Regions from separate parts of the Homo sapiens genome. Here regions 1, 2, 4, 5, 6 and 7 are each linked to region 3. Evidence: chromatin contacts called from ENCODE Hi-C or POLR2A ChIA-PET data. All regions are on one chromosome and are shown on one strand. The core of a region is the stretch at or near the end of the contact, and the rest is flanking DNA. Distances in the headings are between cores, read along the strand shown.

Region 1 (2,700 bases), core at 160-2,659, 230 kb before region 3:
GGACTTTGGAGGGTTTGTTTGTTTTTGCTTTTTGGCCCCTGCCTTATTGCCAACACCTGGAGCAGGACAAGGTCTATATTGGGCATCCAATAAATGAGTTAAATGTGTTGAATGAATAATGAGAACATGGTTTCAGCAGAACTTAGTAACCAGTTGCGTGGTGGTGTGAGGAGAGATGTCTAGAATGATGACCAGGTTGATCAGAGTAACCTGGGCAGAGAGAATGCTGTAGGAGATGGGGTTTGAGGAAATCTGCTGAATGGGATTTTGAACACCTCTAAGTACCAGAGAGGCACCCAAGTAGAGAAGTGTCCAGTGGGAAATGCAGGCTGATGCTCAGGAGGGACTCGTGGGCTGGAGGTTGATGTTGGGAGTTATGGGTATGTAAATGGCGGGCGAAGCTTAGCCATGGTGAGTCAGTGCAGGGTTGTCTTCTCTGGTAAGTGCTTGTTTAGTGTCTGCCTGTAGACTACCTGGGAAGAAACTCACTTTCTGTAGGCAACCTGCTTTTTTGAAAAAAATAATTTCAAATTGATAAGAAATTGCGAAAATAGGCCAGGCACAGTGCTCACGCCTATAATTCTAGCACTTTGGGGAGCTGAGGTGGGCAGATCGCTTGAGTTCAGGAGTTTGAGACCAGCCTGGGCAACATGGCAAAACCCCATCTCTACAAAAAAAGTACAAAAAAATTAGCCAGGTGTAGTGGCGTATGCCTGTCGTCCCAGCTACTTGGGAGGCTGAAGTGGGAGGTTGCAGTGAATCCAGATCACACCACTGCACTCCAGCCTGGGCCACAGAGCAAGATTCTGTCTCAAAAAAACCAAAAAACCAAAACAAAAAAAGAAATTGCAAAAATAAAAATAGTACAATGAACATCTGAATATCCTTTAACAGGATTCATCTATTGTTAACGCTCTACCTTAGTAACTTTTTTTTTTTTTTTTTTTTAAGGACAGAGTCTTGCTCTGTTGCCCAGGCTGGGGTGCAGTGGCTCGATCTTGGCTCACTGCAACCTTCGCTGCTGGGATTCAAGCAATTCTTCTGCCTCAGCCTCCCAAGTAGCTGGGACTACAGGCAACCGCTACCACGCCTGGCTAATTTTTGTATTTTTAGTAGAGATGGGGTTTCACCATGTTGGCCAGGCTGGTCTCAATCTCCTGACCTCTTGATCCACCCACCTCGGCCTCCCAAAGTGCTGGAATTACAGGCATGAGCCACTGCACCTGGCCCTCCTGTCAGTATTTTTGAGCTTTGTTCTTAGATGTAGTTCATTTAATTGAAAACAGCATACCTTTTAAGATTTGTTGGGCAGGACTGGAGCATTACTCAGTCTAGGGCTAATTATTTCCTGCTTCTAAGGGAAGACCCTTCTGTGTGCTCCACCCAGTTCCTGTGAATCATAAGCTTTTAAGTGGCTGGTGGGACCAGACACTATACCCAGCTGAGGGCGGGGCCCTAATACCACTAATCCTCTTGGCTGGTTCTTTCCCAGACTTCTGCTAATTTGCTCACTTTATGTACTGATCAGTCCTCAGCTGAAGACTCAGGGGGACTGTCTGCAGCTCTCTGGAATTGTTTTTCTGTGTAGCTTTCCTTTCTGATACCGTTGTCTGTGAACTCTGGTCACCCTGATATCCCTAGAGTCACATCCCCGTCTCTTCAATCCATGGGGGCTGCTGGCCTCCGCCTGGGTTCTTTCTCCCTCTGCTGCCTACTCTTGAGAGGAACTGCCAGATATTTTCCAGAGTGGCTGTACCAGCAATGTGTGAGTGATTCCGTTTTTCTGAATCCTTGCCAGCACTTGGTGTTATCACTGTTTTTGATGTTAGCGATTGTGATAGATGTGTAGTCATGTTTCATTGTGGTTTTACTTTGTCTTTAATGGGTAATGATGTTGAGCATCTTTTCATGTGTGTATTTACCCTCTTTATATCTTCTTTGGTGACGTGTATGTGCATATCTTTTGCCCATTTTCTAGGCAGGGTTTTTTTGTTTTGTTTTGTTTTTACTGTTAACCTTCACTTTTTAAATTTTTTTTTTCCAGACGGAGTCTCGCTCAGTTGCCAGGCGGAGTGCAGTGGCGCAATCTTGGCTCATTGCAACCTCCACCTCCTGGGTTCAAGCGATTCTCCTGCTTCAGCCTCCTGAGTAGCTGGGACTACAGGCGCACGCCACCACGCCCAGCTAATTTTTGTATTTTTAGTAGAGACAGGGTTTCACCATGTTGGTCAGGATGGTCTTGATCTCTTGACCTCGTGATCTGCCCACCTTGACCTCCCAAAGTGCTGGGATTACAGGCGTGAGCCACCATGCCCAGCAACTTTCTAAATTTTTTTAAATTATTTTTTTATTTTTTTGAGACAGAGTCTTGCTCTGTCACCCGTGCTGGAGTGCAATGACATGATCTTGGTTCACTGCAACATCTGCCCCCTGGGTTCAAGTGATTCTCCTGCCTCTGCCTCTTAAGTAGCTGGGACTACAGGCATGTGCCACCACACCTGGCTAATTTTTGTATTTTTACTAGAGACAGGGTTTCACCATGTTGGCCAGGCTGGTCTCGAACTCCTGACCTCGGGTGATCTGCCCGCCTTGGCCTCCCAAAGGGCTGGGATTACAGGTGTAAGCCACTGTACCTGGCCCACTTTTTAAAAAATATATATACAATTTTTTCTTTCTTTTTTTAAAAAAGACAGCGTCTTG
Region 2 (2,700 bases), core at 116-2,615, 130 kb before region 3:
TCAGAAGAACCCCCAATCAGAAGAGAGACACCTAATCAGAAGGACCATTTCATTCCTTAGTGTAGATATGGCTTATTGCCAGGATTTGTGGCAGATGTAGGCACCCAGGCATGAGATGTGATTTACAGGCCTGGCAGAGACCTCTGCCCTCCAACATCTCCTTAGCCAGCCTGCCACGATGCCCAAATTTCCGGCCACCATTCATCACTCTTCTGCACAAAGGCACGGTCAGCATGTCCTTGTTCAATGCAAATTTGTTACCTAGCCTGTGTAACACATTATATCTGCTAACACCAATTTATCACCCATTTTCACATTAGCAGAGAGCAAGGCAGTGAGATAATGGAACTCAGCACCGGTAAATTTTGATGAAGAAGGAGCAGCAAAGCAGAGAGCGTGAGTCATGGCCAGTGAGTAATGGCCCAGGAAGGGGGCCGGGAGGTGGGCAGGGCAGGCAGCAAGGGGCCTGGGTATGGGGGATTGGAGGGGACCAGGCCCAGCTGGAGGAAAATAAAGTCTCCTCCTCGCATAAGCCAGGCTGCAGCATCGTGGCCTGAGCTGGGAAGACCCTCAGAGTCATTTGACACATGACTGAGGCTTTGGGCACTTCCCAGGGTGGGGTGGTCAGATATGACCTCGGGAAGTGCTTTTGAAGCCGGAGAGCTTTCTTCAGGCTGGCTCTGCGAGCTCCCAGGAGTCTCTGTCTCTGCAACTGCAAACACATCTCCAGAGCCAGGAAGTACGAGGAGGGGGAGGGGAGGACGCCTAGATGCTAAGAGACGACATGAGATCCTACATGCTTTAGGGTTGCAAGGGACCTTGGTGAGCTTCTGGTCACTATCATTTCATAATGGAGACTCTGAGACGTGCACACTTGATCGCCCACTGGCTAGTGGAGGATCTGGGGCTACAACTCAGTACGCCCCTGCGCCTGGCTCTGTGAGCGGGCCCCAGCACCACAGGCCGAGTTTATACTCAGATCAGTAAGCAAAGAGGAGCCACGGGAGTTTCTGACCAGGGAGGGGCAGAAGATAGGCATGTGTTGCCAAGCGAAATCGTGGGAAGCGGCTGATGAGGAAGCCCACGGAGGCACCTGGCAGAAGAGAAGGGTCTCCGCTGGGTGCGCATCTCTTCTGTGCTCTGCGGGAGCCAAAGCAGCTTTCGGCCCTCGGGGCTGGTGGCGCCCTGGGAAGCTGCTTGGCTCAGGGGAAGGAGCAGGGACCCCCGCCCGCCCGTCCTCGAAGCTGGTCCTCGGCGTCCCAGCCCCGCACGGCCCCGGGCAGGGCGCACAGCGGGGCTGCGGCCACGAGGTGGCGCCGGCGCGCCTTGGAAGCGCAGCTGCAGCTCCCGGGCCGCCCCAGCGCCGCTCGGCCGCCTCCTCCGAGGAACAATGCGGCGCCTCCGGGCGTAGCGTCGCGCGGGGCCGGACGCCGGACACCAGAGCGCGGGCGGCGGAGCCAGCGGGCGAGAGAGCGCGCGGCGGGCGCGGGTTGCCCTCGTCGAGAGCCATGGGCGCGGCGCGGCGCGGGGCTGAGGATCGGCGCGGCCCGGAGGCGCTGGGGACCGGGGCGCGGGCCCGGGGCCGCCTTTAGCCGGCACCGAGGGCGCGGGGCCGGGGATGAGGGCGCCCGCCGCGGGGAGCCCGTCTGCGCGCCGCGGCACCTTCCCGCCCAGCGAGCGAGCCCGAGCAGGCAGACGCGCGGCCGGCGGTCTGGGGGCGCGCCGCCTCCCGGTCCCCAAAATGTGAAGCGGGGAGGGCGGAGACGCAGAGACGGCCCGGCCGGGCGCCCTCGCCGCCCTCCGGCAGCCGCGCCGCTCCCTCCGCTGCACGCCCAGGCCTGAGCAGCGAGGCCACCGGGCCGCGCGCTCCCAGCTTCGCTCGGACGCGGCTTCGGCCCGCAGAGGGTTCGTGGCCCGGACGCGGCGAGAGCTGGGCCCAGGACGGTGCGTCCGGCCTCGCCCGCGGCTGCTCGCACCAACAAGTTTGAACAATGATCACCGTCAACCCCGATGGGAAGATAATGGTCAGAAGATGCCTGGTCACCCTGAGACCCTTTCGGTAAAGTTCCCTCCTGGTTGGTTTTTTCCCCAGGGGGGCGCCGGGTGGAGGTGGGCGAGGTCGGTTCCTGCGAACGTTCAAGTCCTGGTGGCAGAGGGGGCGGTTCACACTTCAACCCCTGGTGATGACCAGTGGGGCTGGGCTGGGGGAACGGATGGCGTTGGGGTTCGGGGTGCGGATGGGGAGGGTTGTGTTATTCGGGGACCTGTCCCGAGTTGGGCAGGGTTGGAGAGGACTCGGGGTGCAGAGGTAAGAATGGGGGCAGAAAACCCCCAGGTCGTGGTCCTGGGCCCAGAAAGTTGCCCCAGCCTGCGCGCCCCTTCCCAGCCCCTCAGGGTCCTTCCTCACCCCGCGGACGGTCCCATCCGGGTGGCAAAGTTAGTGTGCGGCGCCTTGGAGCTCCCCCTCCGGTCCCTCCCGTCCCGCCCGTCTGCCCCTAGGTCGGCTACCCCCCAACCCCTCCGCCTGTGCCACCCTCTCCCCAGCCTTTGGTGGCACTGCTCTCCTCCCCGCGGGGCTCGGGCCTGGCTCCGACGAGAGGGTCCCGAGATTAGAGCGAGGACTCGCTCATCCCAGGATTCGCCCCCGATCGCAGGCGTCGGAGAGGCGGGGGCAGGGGCGGCGCTGCAGGGCTACGGGGC
Region 3 (2,700 bases), core at 155-2,654:
TCCCTGCTGGGCTCTGGGTCCCTGTGACCCTGGGGGATGCTCCTCAAATCCTGAGTAGTCCCATGTGACGTCCAGCAGAAGCCCCCCCGAGCATCCTTCTGGGCACTGCCCCATCCCCTTCCAGACGGCCCCACTGGTAGGGTCCTTGGGTAGCCCCTTGTGATTCTCTCTCTGGTCTGCAAGGAACACTCCCATCTCCTTGCCCTGACACACAAACCTGGGCCTGTAGGGCTCCCGCTCCACCACCCGAATGGCCACAGCCATTTCCTCACCATGGAGATGTTTCTGGGGGAGGCAGACCCCTGGCCCCCTCACTCACGCATTTCCAGGCTGGGCCAGGTGTCCATGCTTTGCATTTCTCTGCTGCAGGAGACACATTTCAAGGCTCTCTGCAGGGGGTCCCATGAGTTCTCCTGATGCAGAGACAGAGCGGGGACCCGCCTAGGGGCCTGCCCGCACCCACCCCCCAACCACAGCATGGAAATAAAGGAAAAGTCTTGAGTTCCTTCAGGAGAAATTCCAGGCACTAGCTAGCCTTGGAGAATAAATGAGCAGCCGGATAAGCAGGAAGATAGCAACAAACAAGATGAGAGCAACAGGAGCCTCCCAAGCAAGCCAGAGGAACAAGGTGTTTTGGTTCCTACAGAAACTAAAGATAACATCTTCACATATGTTCTCGAGTTGTTTTTCAGAAACCCCCACTGCCAGCCTCTATCCTATAGACCTCAGATGTGGGGAACCGAGGGCGGCACTCTGACTGCCGTTCTTTGTTCAGAATTTCATCCTGAGAGGCCTGGAGAATCATGCCCATGGCCACACTGAGGTACAGCCTCCATGTATGGGTTTACAACTTTACCTGCAATGCACCCCTCGCTTTCCTGAAATGCATCCCTGCCTTTAAAAACCCTTGCCTGTGCTCACGCCTGTAATCCTGGCACTTTGGGAGGCTAAGGTGGGCAGATCACTTGAGGTCAGGGGTTCAAGACCCACCTGGCCAACATGGTGAAACCCCGTCTCTACTAAAAAATACAAAATTAGCCAGGCGTGGTGGCAGGTGCCTGTAACCCCAGCTACTCGGGAGGCTGAGGCAGGAGAATCGCTCGAACCCAGGAGGCGGAGGTTGCAGTGAGCCGAGATCATTCCACTGCACTCCAGCCTGGGCGACAAGAGCAAAACTCGGTCTCAAAACAAACAAACAAACAAACAAAACCCCTGCTTGTGAGCCGTCGGGAGTTTGGGTCTTCAGCCTTAGCTGCCTGTTCCCCTCGCTTGGCGCCCCGCTGTAAGTGCCCTTTTTGAGACAGCTGGGGAAAGCAGAACAGGGACGGGGGAAGGGTCCCTGTTTTCCTTACACACCATGCTGACTGCAGCCATACTCAGCCATGCAGCCCTGTAACCACAAACGCTTCCTTTCACAAAAATAGGCCAAGTAAATCTAAAACACACAGAGTGCTTAAACCACAAATGTCGTGGCTGTTAACAGTAGGGACTCTCCACAATCCCCAAATGCACATCCCCAGCAAGGTCCTAGCCCGCCCTAACTGTACCTTTGCTTCATTTTAATGGTAAACATCATACCCCGGATGGAAAGTTGAGATGCTAATGAGACATGCGTCGCGTGAAGAAGCGTGACAGAGACTGTGCAGTCATGATGGACAGACCACCCTAAACATGCAATGATGTCATCTGGAGGAGGCCGGAAGGAAAATAAATCAACAGTCCGACCAGCTTTGGGGAGCCAGCTGCAGGTCTCTTCCTGTACTGTCCCCCTTGCTGCTCCAGCTGAAAGCCCTGATAAACTGCCTTGCTCAAGCCCATCTTAGACTCTCGGTCAACTTCTATTTTCTGAGGGTCCACTGGCTGGGAACGCTGTGCTCTTGGAAACTCTCCCTTCTAGGGTTCTGGGAGAGGGTGAGGGGGCTCAAGAGACCGGGGCGGTTCTCCTTCATCCTGCTGTAAATCCTGCACCTGACAGGGCAGGGTCCCTGGTATCTATAGCATCATCTCTCCAGCCAAAACTCAGCCCTGCTCTAACAGCCTGAGACAGTGCCCTTTCTAAATACAGTGCTGTGATATGATGGCAACTCACATGTATCAAGCATTCACTGCAACAAACACTTTGAGGGATTAGCTCGCAGAACCCTCACAGCCCTAGGAGCTAGACACTGCGTGCAGGAGAGGTAACTGACCCAAAGAATGCCTGGCCTCTGACCTGGTTACCGCGGAGGAGGGTGATCTCTAGGCCACACCATGTCCCTCCTGACAGGAGTGTCTTTGTTGCCCAAGGGCTTTGGCCCCTGGAGGGTCCAGCAATGCGGTTTATGATGGGGGCCTCAGGACATCCCGTATCAGTGCCGACCTCCAGAGGGACTGAAGAGGATAGGTGAGTCACATGGTTAGCGTGTGATGGAGCCCCAGGAAAAGCTCTGGACCCCAAAGCCTCAGGTGAGCTTCCCTGGCAGGAAGCACTCTTGAATGTTGTCAGGCATTAGGGCCAGGAGGTGGGAAGACCGCCCAGGGTTCCCTGGGGAGAAGATGGCCAGAGGCTCCGCGTTTAGATCCCATCAGACTTTGGCCTGTGCATCTTGTCCCATGGCTGGTCCTAATTTGTAACTTATTTATTTATTTATTTATTTATTTATATATTCTGAGACAGAGTCTTGCTCTATCACCTGGGCTGGAGTGCAGTAGTTTGATCTC
Region 4 (2,730 bases), core at 231-2,730, 240 kb before region 3:
CAATAAGAACTCTGCCATCCTCAGTATTATAGCTCAGGCGTGTTGTTGCTCAGTCCTCAGACAGCTGCAGTTGCTCTGTGTATCACCTTATATAACCCACTTCCGTTTCCCATTGAAGAGAAAATGAGGCATAGGATGTACAATGATCTAATGTTAGGCACTTCCTTGACTTCATCAATCTTGGTGGATGAATAAGAAAAATACGTTTTAAGCTTTGGAGCATGATTTCAAGCACTCAGTAGTGTTTCGGCAGTAGTCTTGGTAAACTGGAAAAGTCAGGGATTTTTTTTTTTTTTTTTGAGATGGAGTCTTGCTCTGTTGCCCAGGCTGGAGTGAAGTGGCGTGATCTCAGTTTCTGGGTTCAAGCGATTCTCATGTCAGCCTCCTGAGTAGCTGGGATTACAGGGGTGCACCACCACACCCTGCTAAATTTTTTTGTATTTTTAGTAGAGATAGGGTTTCGCCATGTTGGCCAGGCTGATCTGAAACTCCTGACCTCAAGTAATCCACCCTCAAGTGATCAGCCTGCCTTGGCCTCCCAAAGTGCTGGGGTTCCAGGCGTGAGCCACCACACCCTGCCCAAGTCTGTGATTTGACCTGCCTTGTATGGATAAATAAAATTGCAGGTTGCGACGAAGACCCACCTCTCTCAGCAGGGCAGGAGATAGGCATGAATCCTTGCCTTGGTAATCTTCCTGAGGTAAATATTAGTACAGATTTTAAAATAACCTTCCCTTTTAAAACCTGAGATTTGATGACACTGTTGGTATAGAAACATATAACATATAAAAATCTTGTGCTCACTTCGGCAGCACAAATACTAAAATTGGAACAATACAGAGATTAGCATGGCCCCTGCGCAAGGATGACATGCAAATTTGTGAAGTGTTCCATATTTAAAAAAAAAAATCTTGTTCCATAAAAAAAAAAAATCTTGTCACATGTTGGTTACAGTTCCCAAAAACACTTCATCAGAAAGCACATAGCAGTCGTCACCTGTCAGTGCTTGAATTTTGATGTGAAGCCAATCGAGAGTACAGTACCTGTCAAAGTCTCTTGGTTCTCGATACCCAAACAGTCATAGCAGCAAGGAGATGAATGAAAGCTAACTTCAAGAAAGCCTTCATGATACCACATCCAAAGTAACCACCTCAGGATGCAGAAAATAACAAAAGTCTCTGACGGGTTTTAATGCCAAAGAACTTATTTTTCATAGTAAGGGCGGTAGAAAATTGAGTACTCACAGATTATTTTCAGTTTGAAGGTAACAGGATAGGCCGGGTGTGGTGGCTCATGCCTGGAATCCCAGCACTTCAGGATGCTGAGGCAGGTGGATCACTTGAGCTCAGAAGTTCAAGACCAGTCTGGCAACATGGTGAGACCCCGTCTCTACCAAAACTACAAAAAATTATCTGGGTGTGGTGGGACCCACCTGTAATCCCAGCTACTCAAGAGGCTGAGGTGGGAGGATGGCTGGTGGGAGGATCACCTGAGCCTGCGAGGTGGGGGTTGCAGTGAGCTGAGATTGCATCACAGCACTCCAGCCTGGGAGGTGGAGTGCGACCCTGTCTCAAAAAAAAAAAAAAAAGAAAGAAAGAAAGAAAGTGAAAGTAACAGGATAGAAGGTATTTCTGTACTGCCTGAAGTATCATTTCTGAGAAAGACGTGCATAAACATGTACAATAAGTGTAATCTGAAAGAATAGTCTTCCAATAGTTGATAGAGAGGTGCCCAGGTGGGACTTTAAAAACCTGAAGCGAGGGTGTGGCCATGAGGGACACCCTGAGGCAAGGAGCATTCGAGTCACTGGGAATGCATCTCAGACCTGGTATAGGACAGGGTTTTTACGAACGTAAATGAAAATGTGATCGTATGTTTGTTCTTTTATTTTCAAAAAGAAAAAACTTATTTTTTACATTTTATTTTCTCAGGTCTGCCCAGAACAATCTGACAAAGGCAGTAGATGCTTTTAGTAAGTATTTTCTGTATCTGAAATGCAAGAACTGTTCAGGAACAACTCGGCATTTGCCTTTCCCCTATTCCCTGGTAACTTTGGATTGATGACACCCCAGGGTTTGCATTTTTCCAGGTATGCTGCTCTGAAATATATTGATCTTCCTTATCAACATCTCTCTAACATGGGGGTTGTGAGGGATGGATGATGGTATGACTGCCCACCTGCCCAGGTGTGTGAGGGAAGTGGAAAGAGGCTGCATAGCACTCAGGTTCTCCCTGAAGTTGAGAGTCTTCCTGGGATTTTTGCAGGGTAATTAAGAGCAGATTGTGGCTGCGCGCAGTGACTCGCGCCTGTAATCTCAGCACTTTGGGAGTCCAAGGCAGGCGGATCACCTGAGGTCGGGAGTTCAAGACCAGCCTGGCCAACATGGCGAAACCTCTTCTCTACTAAAAATATAAAAAATTTGCCGGGCGTGGTGGCATGCACCTGTAGTCCCAGCTACTCAGGAGGCTGAGGCAGGAGAATTGCTTGAACCTGGGAGGTGGAGGTTGTAGTGAGCCGAGATTGCCCCACTGCACTTCAGCCTGGGTGGCAGAGGGAGACTCCATCTCAAAAAAAAAAAAAAAAGAGCAGATTGCTTGCTACTTCTTGGAGCAAAGCAGTAGCTCCAGTGACCCAGAAGGTAGTAAGAATAATCATGTTCATGCATTGAGAAGTCTTCCTGGCCAAAGACTCTGCTGAATTCTTTGTTTTTTACTCTATGTAATTCTCAC
Region 5 (2,700 bases), core at 153-2,652, 210 kb after region 3:
GACAGCGTGCATGGGCTGAGAGGGGCCGTGGGCCTGGCTCTGCTGCTTCCTTAGGTGGAGTTTTCAGTGACTGCAGAACTCTGCACAGCTGCTTTTCATTCTCACGTCCGCCCCCGCCCAATCTTTGAAACTAACTTTGATTATTCCCTCCTGGGTAGCTCTGTCGGTGCTGTGTAAGTTTGGTTTTCAATTGGTTCTCAGCACCCAGGGGGTGACCACCTCAACCCCATCTCTACTATGCCAGGGGCTCATCCCGCTCACCCAGCCTCGCCACTGTTCTCTCGTGTGAGCCTCACACGGCAGGCCCGGTTCCATGCCCCTGCTTCCCCCTTGCTGGGAACGCTGTCCTCAGGCTCCCCTGCCTGCTCTTTCTTTAGCTTTCACCTTCTCCAGGGCCTTCTGTTCTGTCCAGCCCAGGGCAGTCCTCTGAACCACTCATGTACGAGCTCACAGTGTTTGGTGTTTCTAAGACCTGGCCTCTTAGAGTGTGTGTGAAGATGGTGTATGGGAGATCTTGGACCTCTAGGTGCAGGTCACAAAGAACACAGAGCTTGGTGCATGACATGTAGCAGGATCCAGCGGTTGAATGGATGGTGGTGTGTGACTCTGGGGAAAGAGATCCGTCCATACGCATTCAGCGTTTCCCTCCCCAGCTTCAGCACCTGCACCCTGGATCCCCTGGAGAGCACGATGCGCTCGCAGCATGCCGGCCTGGTGCTCGTGGATCGTGGCTGCCTAACGCTGCCTCTTTTTCAGATTCTCATTCAGATTGTGGATGCCTCGTCAGTCATCACTTGGGATTTCGACGTGTGCAAAGGGGACATTGTGTTTAACATCTATCACTCCAAGAGGTCGCCACAACCACCCAAAAAGGACTCCCTGGGAGCCCACAGCATCACCTCTCCGGGTGGGAACAATGTGCAGCTCATAGACAAAGTCTGGCAGCTGGGCCGCGACTACAGCATGGTGGAGTCGCCTCTGATCTGCAAAGAAGGAGAAAGCGTGCAGGTAAAATCACACACAGGTCAAATCGCGCATCCGTGACTCCACACGGCCAGGTGATTCTGTCTTGAGTAGACTCTTTGCTTCGCTCCTTGAGCAGCCCTGTGTAGCTTTTGAGGCCCTGCTTGTGGAGGAGCAGCTTGCCTGGAGGAGCAGGAAGCCAAGTGGGTCTCGTAGGAAGGAGTTCAGGCCTCGCAGTGGTTTTGGACAGAATCTGCGACTTTTCCCAAAAGCAGCCTGTGACAGGAAGGGAAGGCATCGCACGCACGGGCCCAGCTGGGCTTCATAGGATTTTTCCCCCCCGCCTCATTTCACCGGGTTGTGTTTGTCTTTTTCAAAGGAAAATCACCCTAAATAGAAGTAAGAGGGACAAGTACTTAGAGAACTATTAGCTCTCATTACCAAACCTTCTAATTTGTTTCAAATGCTTTCAGTTCCCTTTTCACATTGTGGCTGGTTATTTTGGGTGCCTGTGCTCACAGTAGCCTCGGGGCGGGGGCATTGCTTCTGGCCTTCATAATAGATGCATCGTTTTGCTGCCTTTACAGTTTTCAGGGGTAAGGCTTGTCAGTGTTTCAGTGGTCTTAGAGGCAGAGTAAAAGAATCCTTTGTCCATTTTAAAAACAATGAACAGCTAAGCTGTGTTAACCAGTCATGAATTTCGGAGAGAATGGAGAAGGAGCTTTCCACGGATTGACGGCTCACTTTAGGGTGACGTGCCTTCAGCCCCGAACATGCTGGATGATTGGCAGCATGTCAGAGAAAGTGAGGCCAGGTCCAGGGAAGCTGTGCTGAGCCCTCCCTCCAGCATGGGTGCCACCAGCCTGCCAGGCTCCTGCCTCCGTAGGTGGGGTGGGCTGGGCAGGCCTCGTGAGGGCCACGGACATGGAGCTTGTCCCTCCGGGCTTCCCAGCACCCGGGAGTGACCACACTCAGTAGAGGGAAGGACATTGTCAAACCTGCTGCTGAAGCAAAATAGCAGGTTCTGAATCCCATTGAGATAGTTTCCGTAGCTACATGAAATCCTAAAGACAGTCCCCTTGGCGCTTGTCAGGCCTGTGGTAGGCCAGGGGTCGGAAGCGAGTCGCCCTCAGCTGCCACTGCCCTACTTGTTCTAGGGTTCCCATGTGACCAGGTGGCCGGGCTTCTACATCCTGCAGTGGAAATTCCACAGCATGCCTGCGTGCGCCGCCAGCAGCCTTCCCCGGGTGGACGACGTGCTTGCGTCCCTGCAGGTCTCTTCGCACAAGTGTAAAGTGATGTACTACACCGAGGTGATCGGCTCGGAGGATTTCAGGTGCGGCCACCCTCGCCACAGCAGGTGCTGCGGACAGCTGGGCATGGTTGGAGGGAGCCTGCAGTCCCACGCCGTGTGCAGGATCAGCAGTGGCGGCGGGTGTCAGGAATGCTTGGAGGGCCAGGAGGGAGTGGCTTTGGGGTCATTTGTTGGCACGGTGACTCCCTGCCTGTCTGCAGAGGGAGAGTGTCGGAGACAGAGCCGACTGACTGCCTTTGCTTTAGCTCACACTGCCGTCTGCGTGCAGGCTGTGGGAAGCCGGTCCCCCTGGTGGGTTACTCATGTCCATCCCCCGTTTGCAAGCACTGATGGGGATGAGAAGTGAGCAGAGAACAGGGTGGGCCACGAAGTCCAGCAGGCAGTGTGGGCCGGCGGGTGGTTGGCAGGGTGGTCCTCACGCC
Region 6 (2,749 bases), core at 100-2,599, 240 kb after region 3:
ATGGGAAACAGCTGCCTTTTCTCATTTGACTTTGACTTCCTCCCCTCAACCCCACCTGCTGCAATGAAAGTCGTAATATTTATGAGGTCAAAGGTATTCTCTTTCTCAGTAGCCTCTGGGTTTTGTATCAGCTTGGAAACGACTTTTGCATGTTTAATTCTCCTCCTACCTTTTTTTCTCGTACTTTCATGGCTTTTTAAAATTTTATTTTTATTTTGTTTAGAGGCAGAGTCTCACTCAAGGCTGGAGTGCAGTGGTGCCATCTCGGCTCACTGCAACCTTCCCCTCCGAGTTCAAGTGATTGTCGTGCCTCAGCCTCCCAAGTAGCTGGGATTACAGGCACGTGCCATGATGCCCAGCTAATTTTTGTATCTTTAGTAGAGACAGGGTTTCACTGCGTTGGCCAGGCTGGTCTCGAACTCAAGTGATCCTCCTGCCTCGGCCTCCCAAAGTGCTGGGATTACAGGCGTGAGCCACCGCACCCGGCCTTCATGGCTTTATTTTTTTACACTGAAATCTCTGATGCATCTGGTGGGTTTTGTGTAAGGAGTGAGGTCGAGCTTTTAATGAGTCCTAAATGGTCCTCTAGATTCAGTGTCTGCATGACAAAGCTTATGGCCAGCTCTTTGAAACTCTGGAGAAACCCTTTAGGGAACTGATGCTGGGTCTAGGGTGGGAAGGGCATCGGGGTGGTGAGAGGAGCCCCAGCAGATCACCAGGGAGGGCCAGGGCCGGCTGGGTGGCTGCCTGGGACAATTAGACAATTATGAGGAGTGTGGTGGCCAGGCGTGGTGGCTCATGCCCGTAATCCCAGTACTCTGGGAGGCCAAAGCGGGTGCATCACCTGAGGTTAGGAGTTCGAGGCCAGCCTGGCCAACATGGTGAAAACTCCTCTCTACAAAAAATTAGCTGGGTGTGGTGATGGGCACCTGTAATCTCAGCTACTTGGGAGGCTGAGACAGGAGAATCACTCGAACCTGGGAGGCGGAGGTTGCAGTGAGCGGAGATCACACCATTGCACTCAAGCCTGGGCAACAAGCGCGAAACTGTCTCCAAAAGAAAAAAAAAAGGAGTGTGGAAATAACCCAGGAATAAAAAAAACACAGTGCTAACATCACATTGTGTAGCCCCAGCGTGAAGGGGTTTTTGGCCACCACAGGGAGCAGAATGTCCTTTGGTGGACATGACAAGAGTCTTTTCTGAGGCACCCTGTCTGCGGCACAGCTGCCTGGGTGCCCGAGGAACAGCCCTGTGTCAGCATTTAGTCCGCTGAAACATGCAGCTAAATAACCAGCCGGCTGTCTTCCGAGAACAAGTGATTTATTTTTATTGCTTCATTTTTAAACACTTCAACATGCCTCCCAAGAAGCTGTGTGGTTTGGAAAAGCGTAAGAGAAAGCTGAAGAGAAAATGCAAGCTGGAGAAAAGTGGGGATGCTTTGCTGACACATTCTTCCGGAAACCAGCTCGGCTCTGCCAGGCGTGTGTTTTTGGCCAGTGCCATTTCCGGGCCCCTGGAGTTGATGGACATTTCCTGTGCGGGGTCTGATTCCCACTACAGATTTGAAAGAGGCATGCAGATTTTTATTTTAAAAAAAACTAAATAGAACCTGGTAGCCAGACATGGTGGCGCGAGCCTGCAGTCTCAGCTACTTATGAGACTGAGGTGGAAGAATCGCTTGAGCCCAGGATGTGGAGGTTGTAGCGAGCCAAGATTGCAGCACTGCACTCCAGCCTAGGTGACAGAACAAGAGACCCTCTCTCAAAAAACAAACAGGCTGGGCATGGTGGCTCATGCCCATAATCCCAGCAGTTTGGGAGACTGAGACAGGTGCATCACCTGAGGTCAGGAATTCGAGACCAGCCTGGCCAACATGGCGAAACCCCCTCTACTAAAAATACAAAAATTAGCCAGGCGTGGTGGCAGGCGCCTGTAATCCCAGCTGCTCAGGAGGCTGAGGCAGGAGAATTGATTGAACCTGGGAGGCGGAGGTTGCAGTGAGCCGAGATTGTGCCACTGCACTCCAGCCTGGGTGACAAGACCGAAACTGCGTCTCAAGAAAAAAACAAAAAACAAAACAAAAGCCCAAAACAAAAAACCCAAAATAAAAAAAACAAACTAAAGAATATTGGTTTTTCTGTCTCTCAAAATATGTAGTGAACATCTCTCAATCTAAGGGGCATTGTAGTGTTAGCCAGCTGAGGTAAAAAGGCAAGACCCATTCGTCTCCAAGTGTCCTAGCTGGGGCTCTTAAAGAACCAGCAAGGCCAGGTGCAGTGGCTCATGCCTGTAATCACAGCACTTTGGAAGGCCAAGGTGGGAGGATCATTTGAGCCCAGGAGTTCAAGACCAACCTGGGCAACATAGGGAGACTTTGTCGCTACCAAAAAAATACAAAAAAATTAGCCGGCCATGGTGGCATATGCCTGTAGTCCCAGCTATTTGGGAGGCTGAGGTGGGAGGATTGCTTGAGCCTGGGAGGTCAAGGCTGCAGGGAGCTGTGATGGCACCACTGCACTCCAGAGAGAGACCCTGTGTCAAAAAAGAAAGAAAGAAGGAAGGAAAATGAAGGAAGGAAAAAAAAGGAAGGAAAGAAAGGAGAGAGAAAGAAAAGAGAGAGAAAGAAAACAGAAGAGAAAAGAGGCTGGGTGCAGTGGCTCATGCCTGTAATCCCAGCACTTTGGGAGGCTGATGCGGGCGGATCACCTGAGGTCAGGAGTTCAAGACCAGCCTGGCCAACGTGGCGAAA
Region 7 (2,717 bases), core at 144-2,643, 210 kb before region 3:
GTGATCCTCCTGGCTCAGCCTCTTGACGCATGAGCCACCACGCCCAGCTAATTTTTGTATTTTTAGTAGAGACAGGGTTTCACCATGTTGGCCAGTCTGGTCTCAAATTCCTGACCTCAGGCATGAGCCACCATGCTCGGCCTCGGCCTCATATTTCTTTCTTTCTTTTTTTTTTTTGAGACACCATCTCACTCTGTTGCCCAGGCTGGAGGGCAGTGGCGTGATCACAACTTACTGCAACCTCTGCCTCCTGGGTTCAAGCAATTCTCGTGCCTCAGCCTCCCGAGTAGCTGGAATTACAGGTGCGCGCCACCATACCCACCACAGGTTTTGCCGTGTTGGCCAGGCTGGTCTTGAACTCCTGGGCTCAAGCAATCCACCTGCTTCAGCTTCCCAAAGTGCTGGGATTACAGGCGTGAGCCACCGTGCCCGGCCTAAAACTCATATTTCTTGATAAATATTGGAAACATATTCCCTAGAAATAGTCTAACTCGGCCGGGCGTGGTGGCTCACGCCTATAATCCTAGCACTTTGGGATCACGAGGTCAAGAGGTCGAAACCATCCTGGCCAAAATGGTGAAACCCCATCTCTACTAAAAATACAAAAATTAGCCGGGCGTGGTGGCACACACCTTGTAGTCCCAGCTCCTCGGGAGGCTGAGGCAGTAGAATTCCTTGAACCTAGGAGGTGGAGGTTGCAGTGAGCCAAGATCACACCACTGCACTCCAGCCTGGGCGACAGAGCCAGACTCCATCTCAAAAAAAAAAAAAAGAAATATTCTAACTTGACATTTTGTGTGTTTTGTGTGTTTTTTGGTCCTTGATCAACAATATACTAAATCTTAATACTAGGATGTATATTTGTGTGAAGGTAGAAGGTCAAACTTGACCTTCTTTTTAACTTTGTGTGCAAATAGTGTGAATGTGCCCTGGACACCTCCCTGCAGCATTGGGCTATGATTTACTGGTTTTCTGAGCTGCTATTAAATCTGGAAGTTTTGATGTTCTTATCAAGAGTAGTTCTGCCCTATTTCTGTGTGATAATTTAGAGAACAAGCAGATTGCAGCTTTAGAGAAGTCTAGTCCAGAGGAGGCTCCTTTGAGCATTTATTTTTGACTTCGTTTCAATTCACAGGTCCTCTTTCTTTTACTTCCTGAAAATGTTGTCAGATATTTCCAATTCTTCAGTCTTTTTTGTTTACATTCTAAGCCTGTTTAACTTTTTTTTTTAAATTGGTTTAGTTTTCTCAGTTTTATATCTTAGAAAGGGATCTTTTGGGATAATTGTCACTGAACCGAAAGCAATTTGATGACTCATATTGTAGACACTGTGAGAACATGTTGAGGAAAAAACAGATGTTTTCTTCTCTACTTCTTTGTGGTTGGCGCGCTGGGGAGGTAGCCTGCTGAATCCATGTGCCGTGGGGGAGCCGCACGGGGTGTCTGGGCTGGCTCTCCTCCCACAGGTGGCTGCCCCCCAAGCTGTACCCTATTCTGCAGGAAATGATTTGTTTGGCAGCCAGAGCTTGCTTTCCACTAAAGAACATTGCCTTGGCTCTGGCAAACCCTTTGACTTAGGAACCATTTTGGCCTGTCCCATTATTTTGCAGAATGAAGCGCTTTGGGTTTGCTATACAGCTGGTTTTGGTTTTTTGCTTGTTTTTTTTTTTTCTTTTTTCTTTGTGTTCCCCCCCGCCCCGAGAGATCAACTCTTTCATTTTATCCCTTTCTGGATCAGAAACCATTGAAACCAGTGAAAGAAGAATAGCCCAGTGCAGGGCACTCACGTCTATTCAACACTGAATCCTTAATATGCTAGATGAGCCCAGCACATTTCATACAGTGCCATGGTGCCCTCCACGGCCTGACCTTCCAAAGCGAATTTTCTCTGCTAGAGACATCACTAATATATATTGAGTGCTTACCTACATACCAGGCACCCTTTTTTTTTTTTGAGACAGAGTCTCACTATATTGCCCAGGCAGGAGTGCAGTGGCACTATCTTGGCTCACTGCAACCTCTGCCTCTAGGGTTCAAGCAATTCTCCTGCCTCAGCCTCTTGAGTAGCTGGGATTACAGGTCTGCATCACCACATCCAGCTAATTTTTGTATTTTTAGTAGAGAGGGGGTTTCACTATGTTGTCCAGGCTGGTCTCGAGCTCCTGACTTCAAGTGATCCACCCATCTCAGCCTCCCAAAGTGTTAGGATTACAGGCATGAGCCACTGCACCCGGTGTAGGCGTTCTTTTATTTTTCTTTTCTTTCTTTTTTTTTTTTCCGGGCTCTCTTTAAAGCATGTTACAAGTAATTATCAACTAGAAACCATTATCCCCATTTTATAGATGAGAAAACCAAGGCACAGAGAGATCAAGTAACATATCCAAGATGGCAGAGCAGGTAAGTGCAGATAAGGACCCGCCTAAATTTGTCCATGTCCTGATTGCTGGAACCTGTGAATATGTTAGTTCCATGGTAACGGGGAATTGAGGTTGCAGGTGCAATTAAGGCTGCTAATCAGCTCACCTTGAGATGGGGAGATTATCTGGAATTAGCTGAATGGGCCCAATATAATGTCAGGTCCTTAAAGTGGAAGATTATCAGGGAACCTGCCCCCAATAGTCATGTAGGTTCTTTTCTATTTTCCCTAAGCATCCGCCGGGTTGAGAAATAAAGGGACAGAGTACAAAAGAGAGAAATTTTAAAGCTGGGCATCTGGG

Evidence for each region. A loop is a pair of places that touch in the nucleus more often than their neighbours do. ChIA-PET counts read pairs that join two places held with the same protein, here RNA polymerase II (POLR2A). Pooled maps may share reads with other maps.
Region 1: POLR2A ChIA-PET joins it to region 3 with 21 read pairs in activated CD4-positive, alpha-beta T cell. The contact joins two enhancer-like sites. POLR2A ChIA-PET finds 5 or more read pairs at or near these places in 4 of 52 experiments (Caco-2, HepG2, activated CD4-positive, alpha-beta T cell and 1 more).
Region 2: a map of CD4-positive, alpha-beta memory T cell shows a loop between it and region 3 (10-fold over the local background). The contact joins the promoter of MGAT5B here to the enhancer-like site in region 3. A Hi-C loop is called at or near these places in 3 of 168 maps with a recorded cell type or tissue (CD4-positive, alpha-beta memory T cell, Caco-2 and naive thymus-derived CD4-positive, alpha-beta T cell) and 9 of 50 pooled maps. POLR2A ChIA-PET finds 5 or more read pairs at or near these places in 2 of 52 experiments (A549 and SK-N-SH).
Region 4: a loop to region 3 is called in a pooled map, with 7 times the contacts of the local background. The contact joins two enhancer-like sites. A Hi-C loop is called at or near these places in 5 of 50 pooled maps. POLR2A ChIA-PET finds 5 or more read pairs at or near these places in 6 of 52 experiments (Caco-2, HepG2, WTC11 and 2 more).
Region 5: a pooled map shows a loop between it and region 3 (4-fold over the local background). The contact joins two enhancer-like sites. A Hi-C loop is called at or near these places in 1 of 37 single-sample maps with no recorded cell type and 2 of 50 pooled maps. POLR2A ChIA-PET finds 5 or more read pairs at or near these places in 3 of 52 experiments (OCI-LY7, activated B cell and activated CD8-positive, alpha-beta memory T cell).
Region 6: a loop to region 3 is called in a pooled map, with 3 times the contacts of the local background. The contact joins two enhancer-like sites. A Hi-C loop is called at or near these places in 4 of 37 single-sample maps with no recorded cell type and 3 of 50 pooled maps. POLR2A ChIA-PET finds 5 or more read pairs at or near these places in 2 of 52 experiments (HEK293 and OCI-LY7).
Region 7: a loop to region 3 is called in a pooled map, with 4 times the contacts of the local background. The contact joins two enhancer-like sites. A Hi-C loop is called at or near these places in 6 of 50 pooled maps. POLR2A ChIA-PET finds 5 or more read pairs at or near these places in 2 of 52 experiments (GM12878 and activated CD4-positive, alpha-beta T cell).

The regions. Positions count from the first base shown.
Region 1 is chr17:76,771,587-76,774,286 of GRCh38, forward strand. All of the region lies in intron 10 of MFSD11 (major facilitator superfamily domain containing 11), which reads left to right. Among named protein-coding and RNA genes, the nearest start is that of LINC02080, 26 kb to the right of the region's middle. Within about 2 kb of position 1,410, at least 9 of the 41 ENCODE cell types and tissues checked have a DNase peak (open chromatin) inside an H3K27ac peak, as active enhancers do.
Region 2 is chr17:76,867,039-76,869,738 of GRCh38, forward strand. It overlaps MGAT5B (alpha-1,6-mannosylglycoprotein 6-beta-N-acetylglucosaminyltransferase B), which reads left to right and starts at 1,366. Exons shown (of 18, transcript NM_001199172.2): 1 at 1,366-2,059. The coding sequence starts at 1,992. RefSeq lists an enhancer at 569-863 and a silencer at 1,201-1,510.
Region 3 is chr17:76,996,792-76,999,491 of GRCh38, forward strand. No RefSeq gene overlaps it. Among named protein-coding and RNA genes, the nearest start is that of SNHG20, 91 kb to the right of the region's middle. RefSeq lists enhancers at 1,120-1,660, 1,616-1,695. Within about 2 kb of position 1,405, at least 5 of the 41 ENCODE cell types and tissues checked have a DNase peak (open chromatin) inside an H3K27ac peak, as active enhancers do; they include OCI-LY7, where a contact is called at or near this core.
Region 4 is chr17:76,752,116-76,754,845 of GRCh38, forward strand. MFSD11 (major facilitator superfamily domain containing 11) reads left to right here. Exons shown (of 13, transcript NM_001242532.5): 8 at 1,932-1,972. It also overlaps the pseudogene RNU6-97P. Among named protein-coding and RNA genes, the nearest start is that of MFSD11, 15 kb to the left of the region's middle. Within about 2 kb of position 1,481, at least 4 of the 41 ENCODE cell types and tissues checked have a DNase peak (open chromatin) inside an H3K27ac peak, as active enhancers do.
Region 5 is chr17:77,211,194-77,213,893 of GRCh38, forward strand. SEC14L1 (SEC14 like lipid binding 1) reads left to right here. Exons shown (of 17, transcript NM_001143998.2): 15 at 757-1,008; 16 at 2,121-2,299. Among named protein-coding and RNA genes, the nearest start is that of LACAT1, 41 kb to the right of the region's middle. RefSeq lists enhancers at 872-981, 1,322-1,371. Within about 2 kb of position 1,403, at least 9 of the 41 ENCODE cell types and tissues checked have a DNase peak (open chromatin) inside an H3K27ac peak, as active enhancers do; they include OCI-LY7, where a contact is called at or near this core.
Region 6 is chr17:77,234,227-77,236,975 of GRCh38, forward strand. No RefSeq gene overlaps it. Among named protein-coding and RNA genes, the nearest start is that of LACAT1, 18 kb to the right of the region's middle. RefSeq lists enhancers at 1-196, 1,321-1,615. Within about 2 kb of position 1,350, at least 21 of the 41 ENCODE cell types and tissues checked have a DNase peak (open chromatin) inside an H3K27ac peak, as active enhancers do.
Region 7 is chr17:76,790,183-76,792,899 of GRCh38, forward strand. It overlaps a transcript of MFSD11 not described here. Among named protein-coding and RNA genes, the nearest start is that of LINC02080, 7.5 kb to the right of the region's middle. Within about 2 kb of position 1,394, at least 12 of the 41 ENCODE cell types and tissues checked have a DNase peak (open chromatin) inside an H3K27ac peak, as active enhancers do.